Linked DNA regions of Homo sapiens: region 1 is linked to region 2. Evidence: read pairs that join two places in POLR2A ChIA-PET (ENCODE). Cell type or tissue: endothelial cell of umbilical vein. All regions are shown on one strand. Links, peaks and the distances in the headings refer to the core of each region. The heading gives the core; the rest is flanking DNA. Region 1 overlaps LOC105372522 (a long non-coding RNA gene). Region 2 has its middle 18 kb from the start of PLCB4.

Region 1 (5,382 bases), core at 62-5,061, 83 kb before region 2:
TCAGTGGTTCTTGAAATGTGGTCCCTGGACCAGCAGCAACAGCATCACCAGGGAACTTGTTACAAGTGCAAATTCTCAGCCAGGGGCAGTGACACGCAGCATAGCAAGACCCTGTCTCAAAAAAAAAAAAAAGAAAGAAAGAAAAGAAAATCCTCTGACTGCAGCCTAGACCTACATAATCAAAAACCCTAGGGGTGTGCCCAGTAATCTGTGTTTTAGCAAGTTCTCTAATGCAGTTTTGAAGAACCAAGAAGCTAGGCTCTCTCAGTTCAGGATTGAATTCAGCCTCGATTAAAAACTTTCAAAATAACAGTGACTTAAACAAAGCAGAAGTTCATTTCTCTAACACATAAAAGAAGTCCAAAGGTAGATGTTCAGGGCTAGTATGAAGGCTCCATGGTGACAGAGGAAACCTAAGTTTTTTCTATTTTTCTGCTCTGCTATCCTTTGTGTATGGTTTTTTATTTCAAGCTGGCTTCATGGTTCAAAATGGCTACAGGAGCTCCAACCATTACTTCTCTGTTCCAGGCAGAAAGCAGAAGTTGGGGGATAGAGCAAGCAAGTAGGGTCTACTCCTGCTGTTTGTGTCCCTCTGCAGGAATTTTCTCAACAGTCTCACCTAACAATTCCATTTATATTTTTGGCCACCTATAGCTGTTAAGAGAAGCTTAGAAATACGGTCTTTTATCTTAAATTAAAATTGTCATTACTGATAGGTAACTCACTTTCTCTGCCACCATGATTCCAGACCCTCTTCCATATAAATAAACATAATTCCAAATACAAAGCGAGGTTAAACTCTTCTATCCCAAGGAAATATCAAACATGAGTATGACTACATTTTTAGTAATTTTATGAAAGAATAGTAAATGATATATTGAGAATCTCATAAATGATCTTATTTAAACTTTCCATTTCACAAATGAACAAACTGTGGCCCAGAGAGGGAGATTTTCATGTCCGTAAGAGCTGGTGAGAAACAGACCGGGGTGCTAGAACCTGAAGGAGCTAGGAATAAATCCAAAGCTTCCTGAAATGTATGCCAAAGCAGTCGTCTCATAGGAGACTCCATGGACAAAAATCTCCATGATCAAGTGTTGTCAGTTAACATTACAAAGAACTTGGAGCCCATTAAGATTAAATTTTTTAAAAAAACAGGCTGTTCTTCATACTCAACACACAGACTATTTATCACTTAAAGTGAGTTCTTAGAACATTAAAAGTAAAATGGTTGTATCAGAATAAATTTTATTGCAAATTCTCAGGACTTATTTCAGAACTCCTGAAACCTACTTTGATGATTTCAGGTTCTGCTCATGAAACAGAGACAACCATGTGTGGTGCCTGCATTCTTGGCCTGCGGGGAGTGGAAAGGAGACAAAGAGTAAAACACGGTGGGAAAGAAGAAAAAGAGGTTAAGAAAAGCAAATGTGCCTACTCCAGGTAATTTTGACTTAGGGACCCTGATTAACTTACACACTAATTAAACCATTTCCAGATTTTGTGCAGTCTGAAAGCAGCCCATTTTCCCCAACACCAGGTCGCTCAAGATGACCACAGGAAGGTTGTCATCTTCATGTCTAAAAGCCAGTTGACACTCAAGGGTGTCATTTCACTTCAGTGAAATGAGAAGCTTCACAGATGTGTAGACTCTGAAAAATCTAACTGGAAAACAATACAGGGAAATAGCAATACTAGGCATCAAAGCAGCAAAAAAACTACTCAATTATCTGATATGGGGATTATCAATGGAATAAATGTGGGGTTTGTTGTTTGTTGTTGGGATTGTTGTGGGTTTTGTTTCATTTTTTAGGGTCTCACTTTTCTCCACCAATTAGATCTGTGCTGTGAGCCACACAGGTTTTGAGTACATGTTTTGGGACTTTATATCGGTCAGACTTTGCCATGGTAACACTGTGTAACGAGCAGCCCCAAAAATCTCAGTGGTGGTCAAAAGCAAACCTTTATTTCTCATTCATGGGTTTTCAGTTTGTTCAGGCTAAAAGTAAAATACACAGATTCTTCACCTGTCTTTCATTCCATGCTGAAGGAGCAATTGACTGCCTGGGACATACTTTTCTCATAACAGAGGCAAGGGTGAAAAACACCAAGTCATCTTGATTATGCAATCCCATTTTTAATGTAAACAATGTCATGTCTGCTTCTATTTCATTGAGCAAAGCAAGTCATATAGGCAAGCCCAACATCAGTGGGGTGATAAAGCACACTCTCCAATGGAAGGAGGAGGGGAGCATGATCATTTGCTGAACAGTAATGCAAGATAGCACAAGACTTGTCTGGGGTGAGAGAGAGATCAAAGCTGTGGATCCCACCCAGTCTTCAACCAAAGCAATGTGGCTTTGACCTGTTTTCTGTCTTGGACTTGAATAATACTTTATTTGAAAGAAGTGTTAAATTGTTTATTAAAAAAAAAGACAAGTTTGAAAACCACTGTTTCCAAGTCGCTTATTTTGCCAATAAAGAATCTGGGGTCAAAGGGTAAATGCCTTGCTGATTGTATCTGTCTCAGGACCAGGGCTATGAGATTTAAAGTCAACCAGATCTGGATTTTCAAACCTAGCTCTACCATGTTTTAGCGGAGACACTCTGGACATGTTCACTATCCTTTCATCATCACAGGCAAGGGTCTGTCCAGTGCCCTAAGTCCTAGGGCTCTCCAGTTGCTAACCACACTGAAGGGATGAAATGTATGAGTGGGCCCTCCACTGGTGTGATCTGTAATCAGAATGGGAAAGACTCTCTTTGCTCCACCATGTCCGTGGGATGAGATGGAAAAGTGCACCATTCCTGGTGGTGATGCTTCTATTTAAAATACTGCTAAACTGAGTTTCCTTCCTTGCTCTTCTCTCTCCCTTTCTTTGACAAACCTATGCATGACTCGAGTATACAGCTATCTCCCCTAGTGGAGCACAGGCTTTTTGGAGGATAAGGGTCACTCTTTCCATGTTTATTTCTTCCCACGCCTACACCTCACACCTCATTCCAACTCCACAGCACAATAACCATCCTATCTTCACAGCAGCAGAGATTATGTAAATGGTTATAAATTAAATAATATGTTTTCTTCTCCATGACCCTAGTGTAGCATTTTGGAGAAGACATGGCTTCAGGAATGATTTCCCAGAAATTTTGAAGGTCCTTAAAACTAAAGAAGAAAGTCCTGTGATATCTGCAAAGGCTCATTTGCAGAAACTGGCCCAGCCCAAGTGTACAGAAACAAAGAAATGCTACAGCCAGTCAAAACCATTTGGCTCACTGGTTCTTATTTCAAATCAGCAGAATAAACAAACTGCAGTCCAAGTAGGAACTGGTTCTGCTGTCCTCTTCTTTTAAGCCAAGGCACAATGTTTGAATGTTTCAGAAGTTTCTTTCTAATGGGTTTCCTTTTATTGTCTGTGCCAGATGGCCAATGGATCCTAGGCTAGTAAATCAATATGCTCACTTTAAACTCTGACTTCATTTGTTTAGTACTTTCCTGGCATCACTTGTGCATATTATAGGAAGAAAGGTGTGGCTATTGCATTGTTCTATAATAAATCCAGCTGTGTTTTACCCATATTTCTACTCTAAACATTATGACTTCTGGTTATGCACAAGTTGACAATAAGAGCAGGGTGTATGTATACATACATCCCCCATCCACCCAGCACTCCTGGTAAGTAACCAAATCCATCCTCCACCCTGAAATTCAACAACCTGGTAGTTAAAAAGAATTCTTTGAGGCACAATGAAAGACTCATGTCCACACTCTTGTTCTAAGAATTCGTAAGCTGGGATACATTTTACTTTTCTACATCCAGCTCCCTTTTTATATGTGCTTTTCTAAGACCAGGACAATTGATCAAACTATTTATCATGAAAGAGCTCTTCTCACTCTACACATTTCAATTTCACAATATAAAAAAGAAAGAGGTAAAATCGCCAGGGAGTCTTCAACTCATATTGTCACTGAAAGTGTGGGGATTATTCAGACAGACTGCCCCAAACTGGACAACACAGTGATGTCATCCAAGAGAGCCTCATATCTGAACAGACTTGTATTTTTAAGTAGTCAAGGAAAAAGCCTAATCAATAAGAATGAACTTCAAATATGTCCACCATCAGAAAAGCAGGAGACATACAAATATCCAGAACATAATTCTGGAGGTAAGATGGCAGAAGACAGGAGAGCCTGCATAACTGAGCCTTCTGCTCCAGCTGGTGAGGGTCATCTCTTAGCTTTCCTTACAGATTCAAGATGGTGGACTGAGGGTCAACCTCGTAAGGAGAATCATTTTAGAGGAGTGTTTCACTCCATACTTGGCCTTCACATTCCAGCCCAGACATCCCCTTCTTTCTGAAGACTTTCCCTCCTATGTTGGATCTACGAACCTTGCATATGTTCCTGTTGCAGTACTAATCACATAGCACAGTCATTTTTCATGTATACGATTGTCTCTTCTACTAGGTTCTGATCTCCTTGACAGTAAGGACAATGCCAACCTGCCCAAAGAACTTAGCACCATGCCTATTGCTTAGTATAAAATTCTGGGGTGTTCAAGCAGCTCACATCACCTAGTGTCAGTAGATTTCTTTTTCCTTTTGCAACAGTGAAAACCGGGAATCAGCAACTGTAATCTCTTCTAAGGATTTAGAATCAAGAAAATATAGACAAAATTCATCAATGGCTGATTCTATGGAACTGAGGTACTAGTTTACTTGCTTCTTCCTAGCCTAGCCTAATCTCACCCTTTCCCCAACCCCCCTCCCCCATAGCCACAGGTAACAGGTAGGCTCACCTGTCAATGTTCATAGCTCATTGGACTAGCATGGTCATTTAACACACAAGATAGAAAAAATTTGATTATATAATTCAGGATTTTGAATGAAGAAGCCTATAATTTGGTCATGCAGCCTCAAGATGAAACAGCCATTTATTTTTTTATGGCCACAAAGGTTGAAGGATGATTATAGAGAGAACTGGGATGATAAAGCTGTCACATAGAGAGAAGCAGAAAATCGTCTGGTCCATGTGTCTCCAGAGAAGTACAGACAGAGAGAGAGAGATAGAGAGAGAGAAGGGAATACCCAGAGTTTTCTTTTTCTCAATTCTTGTCCAATAGGAAGCTGGTTATTCTCATATCATTGAATTCCATATTACTCCCTTCCACTATATATTCAATATTTATTTTAGCTTATTTACATGGGTCTTAGTTTCCCATACAAACTAAATTATTCCTAACTAAGGCATTGTAAAAGATAGCATTCAACCTTGACCTAATGTATTCATTATTGGTATATACCCATAAATTGGGGCTTGATTAATTATGTTCTGAGCAGTAGAAATTCTCCCTGCAAGGGCTGCTTATGAATAAACCCTTG
Region 2 (5,382 bases), core at 309-5,308:
TACAGGCACCCGCCACCACATCCAGCTAATTTTTCGTATTTTTAGTAGAGACGGGGTTTCACTGTGTTGGCCAGGATGGTCTCAATCTCTTGACCTCGTGATCTGCCGGCCTCGACCTCCCAGAGTGATGGGATTACATGTGTGAGCCACCGTGCCTGGTCCATAATTCTTAAAAGCCCTTAAAAGCCGTAGGATATGCAAATCCTGCATATCCTGCATATGTATCCCAGAACTTAAAATTAAATTAAAAAAAAAAAACTGCAGTCAATCCTCTCAACCCTGCCACTGCTTTATCAACTGACTTTATGGAATATTCTAAATCCTTTGTTGTCATTCCAACAATGTTCACAGCATCTTCATCTGCAGTAGATTTCATCTCAAGGAAATACTTTTTGTGCTCATCCGTAAGAAGCAACTGCTTATCTGTTCAAGTTTCATCATGAGATTGCAGCAATTCAGTCATATCTTTGGGAACCACTTCTAATTCCAGCTTTCTTGCTGTTTCCATCAGATCTGCAGGGACTTCTTCCAATGAAGTCTTAAACCCTCAGTCATTCATAAAGGTCGGAATGAACTTCTTCCAAACTCCTGTGAATGTTGATATTTTTACCTCTTCCCATGAATCACAGATGTTCTTAATGGCATCTAGAATGGCAAATCCTTTTCAAAAGGTTTTCAATTTACTTTACCCATATTCATCAGAGGAATCACTAATTATGGCAGCTGTAGCCTTACAAAATGTATTTCTTAAATAATAAGACATGAAAGTTGAAATGACTCCTTGATCCCTGGGCTGCAGATTAGATGTTGCATTAACAGGCATGAAAACAATATTAATCTCTTTGTACATCCCCATCAGAGCTCTTGGGTGACCAGGTGCACTGTCAATGAGTAGCAATATTTTGAGAGGAATCTTTTTTTCTAAACAGTGGGTCTCAACAGTGGGCTCAAAATATTCAGTACACCATGCTGTGAACAGATGTGCTGTTTGTCTAGGCTTTGTTGTTTCATTTACAGAGCACAGGGAGAGATTTAACATAATTCTTTTTTTTTTTTTTGAGATGGAGTCTCGCTCTGTTGCCCAGGCTGGAGTGCAGTGGTGTGATCTTGGCTCACTGCAAGCTCCGCCTCCCAGGTTAATGCCATTCTTATGCCTCAGCCTCCCGAGTAGCTGGGGACTACAGGCACCCGCCACCACACCCGGCTAATTTTTTGTATTTTTAGTAGAGATGGGGTTTCACCATGTTGGCCAGGATGGTCTCAATCTCCTGACCTCATGATCTGCCTGCCTCGACCTCCCAGAGTGATGGGATTACAGGCATGAGCCACTGCACCTGGTCCATAATTCTTAAAAGCCCTAGTATTTTGTTTTGTTTTGTTCTGAGACAGAGTCTTGCTCTGTCACCCAGGCTGGAGTGCAGTGGTGTGATTTCGGCTCACTGCAACCTCTGCCTTCCATGTTCAAGCAATTCTTCTGCCTCAGCCTCCTGAGTAGCTGAGACTACAGGCACACCCAGCTAATTTTTGTATTTTTAGTAGAGATGGGGTTTTGCCATGTTGGCCAGGCTAGTCTCGAACTCCTGACCGCAGATGATCCACCCACTTCGGCTTCCCAAAGTGCCGGGATTACAGCAGTGAGCCACCACGCCTGGCCTAGCCCTAGGATTTTTGAAATGGTAAATAAACATTGGCTTCAACTTAATGTCACCTGCTGCATTAACTTCAAATTTTGCAGCTTCTTCACCTCTCTGTCATAGGATGAAGAGAATTAGGGCCTTGCTCTGGGTTAGGTTTTGGCTTAAGGGGAATATTTGGGCTGGTTTGATCTTCTGTCCAGACCACACAAACTTTCTCCCTATCAGCAATAAGGCTGTTTTGGTTTCTTAACATTTGTGTGTTCGCTGGAATAGCACTTTTAATTTCTTTCAAAAATTTTTCCTTTGCATTCACAACTTAGCTAACTGTTTGGTGCAAGAGGCCTCACTTTCAGCCTATCTCTGCTTTTGACATGCCTACCTCACTCAGCTTCATCATTTCTAGTTTTATATCAAATGTGACAGACATGTGACCCTTCCCTTCACCTTGAACACTTAGAGGCCATTGTTAGATTAGTAATTGGTCCAATCTCAATATTGTTGTCTCAGGGAATAGGGGGGCCAGAGGGAAGGAAGATAGATGGGGAATGGGCAGTTGGTAAAGCAGTCAGAACACACACAACATTCATCACTTTATATTGGCGCAGTTTGTGGCACCTCAAAACAATTACAATAGTAACATCACAGATCACTGATCACAGATCATCCTGATAATAATGAAAGAGTTTGAAATATTGTGAGAATTGCTAAAATGTGACAACGAGACACAGAGCGAGAACACACTATTGCAAAAGTGGAGCCAACAGATGTGCTTGATGCAGGGTTGTCATAAATTTTCAATTTATTAAAAAAAAAAGCAATATCTGCAAAGTGCAATAAAGTGAAACAAGTAAAACAAGGTATGCCTGTATCTGCCCTTGCTGGCTTTGGTGGTGGAGGAAGGGGATAACAAGTCAAGGAATGTGAGATAGCCTCTAGAGGCTGGAACAGCCCTCAGTTTACAGTCAGCAAGGAAATGTAAATCTCAATGCTACAACTGCAAGGAACTGATTCTGCCAACAACCCGACTGCAAAAACCCAGATTCTCCCTTGGAGCCTGAAGAAAGAAATGCGGCCTGCTGACACCTTGATTTCAGCCTGGTGAGACTCACATAGGACTCCTGCACTACAGATCTTTAAGATAATAAGTTTGTGTTGCTTTCAGCCTAAATTTGTAGTAATTCATTGGAGTAATAATCAAAATCTAATACATGTCCCAAGGTTCCATTGACAACTGTTTTAAGAAATATTTTGCTCCTGTAATATATGCGTCACTGTTTTTCCAGACTCGGATACACATTAGCCAGTTGTTCACCACCTAACTGACAAGTCTCCACCAAACATTTTAGGTTTGTGTTATGACAGCCCTCTACTTCCAGTTTCAATTCCTACATGAGTCAGAATAGCTTAAACTATCCTGTCATTATAAATTAGCTAGGAATCCCAGTGATTTCACAAAGGTTTATGACTCATAGAAAATCTGCTATGGGCCCAGCAGAACTCCAGGACACCTCCCTTCCAAGAGGTGACTCAGAGATCCAGCCTGCTTACATCTCATGACTCAGTTTAATCTAATATGTATATTTTCAGGGGGCCACAGCAGGAAAAGAAAACCCTGCAGGATTTTTACTTTCTCAGATGAAAATATCACTTGTCGCTTTTGCTCACAGTCCATTGATTCACAAATAAAACACAGCTCTGCCTAACTCCAAGAAGGATGAGAAATGTAAGGTTTTTTTTTTTTTTTTTTTTTTGTATGTGCTCAGAAAGAAAGAACTCAATATTGGTGGTAACTAGTGATATCTTTCTATACTTTGTTACCTAAAAAAAAATCAGACTGGGTGTTATGACGCATGACTGTAATCCCAGTGCTTTGGGAGGCTGATGCAGGAGGATCCCTTGAGCCCAGGAGTTTAAGACCAGCTTGGGGGATATAATGAGACCCCATCTCTACTGACAAAAAAAAAATAGCCAGGTGTGGTAGCACATATCTGTAGTCCCCATTACTTGAGAGGCTGAGGCAGGAGGCACACCTAAGCCCGGCAGGTCGAGCAGGCAGTAAGCTTTGATCACACGCTCCACTGCACTCAGATTGGTCCACTTTAAATCTCCAGTTTAAATTAGTTTTAATTTAGACCTTTTAGAGATCTTCTTACCTCCTGACTTGGAAACTTGGAAATTTCAGGGAGAGAAGCAGTGTGGGCAGCATTATTAATTCTTCTCCCATGTAAGAAAGGAAATTCATTGTCTTTTTTTTTTTTTTTTTTTTTTTTGAAATAGAGTCTCGCTCTGTCGCCCAGGCTGGAGGGCAGTGGCGCGATCTCGGCTCACTGCAAGCTCCGCCTCCCGGGTTCATGCCATTCTCCTGCCTCAGCCTCCCGAGTAGCTGGGACTACAGGTGCCCGCGACCTCGCCCGGCTAATTTTTTGTAGTTTTAGTAGAGACGGGGTTTCACCATGTTAGCCAGGATGGTCTTGATCTCCTGACCTCGTAATCCACCCGCCTCGGCCTCCCAAAGTGTTGGGATTACAGGCGTGAGCCACTGCTCCTAGCCTGGAAATTCGTTGTCTTTTATGGGAACGTTTCTTTCCTCTCCTTCCAGGTTGTAATCCTTTGTTTTATATAAATAGTGAGGAAATAGGAGAAATGGAAATAGAAATGACTGTCTGTTGGTGGAGGAACATGCCCCAGTCTTCCTCTGGCTGGGTATGCAGCTGATGGCCTATTTCAAGGTGATTTCCCTTAGGATGGTGATGCATTGTTTCTTGGGGTGATGTCCAGCATAGTTTTGCCTCTGCCCCACCGAGGACCTTGTGGAGAGCAGCAGCCAAGTCTCCCTTTGTCCTCAGCCCCATTTCTGGGTTGGGCATCATATAGCCTGAAGTAGCTACTGGGTTTGCTTCCTTTTCTATCCTTTGTGCTTCTTCATGCGTGGAAATTGCTGAAGCCCTTTTGTATGCCCTCTAAGAGTCTCAGAGCACTGAGATACGGTGAAGATTGCCCACATCTTCTTACCAGCATGCAACACCACAGTCCCTTCCTGCCTGGCTCCTCTCCCCAACCCACCACAAGTTCCTGTCATTGATAATGATCTCCACGTGAGAAGCAGGCATTATACTTTATGTCCTGAGACATAAGACAGAGTTACTTTCAGTAACTCTGCAGCTACATCTCAAGCTCTCCCAAGAACTTCCTTCCCCTGCTCCCTCATTCAAGCTCCAGTTAGCTGTAATAGCTAGCACAAAGTGGGCCAATAGGTTTTGTAGACCAGATGCTGCCCAACTACATGCCCCATGAGATGCCCATCTTCCTTTCTAAGGGGCAAAACAAAATCTTTAGAAATAGTTTATTCAGAGCATCTCTCTTTGGTGTGGTGTGGGAGAAGAACCCCTCTCCTTTCTCTCATGAAGAGGAAGGGAAAAGCCATGGTTCTCCTTACTATTCAGCAGCTGAAGATGCCAGTGATTCTCTTTTTACCTCCCTAGTCTCTTTGGGAAAACATAATGTACATAAACAATCAATAAAATGCATTACAATAATGTAAGTGCTATATAAAGTCATTCCTTTATAGTACTACCACTAAACCACTGTAGAAGTTCAGAGAAAGAAAGAGATTAATAAGCTCTAGAAGTAGTCTGAAAGAGTCCTGAGCTAGCATTCATTGAATTTTTGTAGGTGCCAGATACTGTACTAAGCACTTGTGATTGTTAATTTGATGTGGCTATTTGACTGGGCCATGGGGTGTCCA

Evidence for each region. Peaks named below come from ENCODE experiments on the same cell type or tissue, not always from the same donor. Only the 100,000 strongest peaks of a DNase experiment are listed, where the experiment ranks them.
Region 1: POLR2A ChIA-PET joins it to region 2 with 7 read pairs; 3 of 35 experiments call an interaction of 5 or more read pairs at or near these places.

What each region holds. Positions count from the first base shown.
Region 1 is chr20:8,965,913-8,971,294 of GRCh38, forward strand. It overlaps LOC105372522 (a long non-coding RNA gene), which reads left to right. Exons shown (of 3, transcript XR_937244.3): 3 at 1,308-2,448. Among named protein-coding and RNA genes, the nearest start is that of PLCB4, 100 kb to the right of the region's middle. In endothelial cell of umbilical vein, for the core only: no CTCF peak of the experiment used is centred there; no DNase peak of the experiment used is centred there.
Region 2 is chr20:9,048,632-9,054,013 of GRCh38, forward strand. No RefSeq gene overlaps it. Among named protein-coding and RNA genes, the nearest start is that of PLCB4, 18 kb to the right of the region's middle. RefSeq lists an enhancer at 2,368-3,567. In endothelial cell of umbilical vein, for the core only: no CTCF peak of the experiment used is centred there; a DNase peak (open chromatin) is centred at 3,090; H3K27ac peaks cover 479 bases.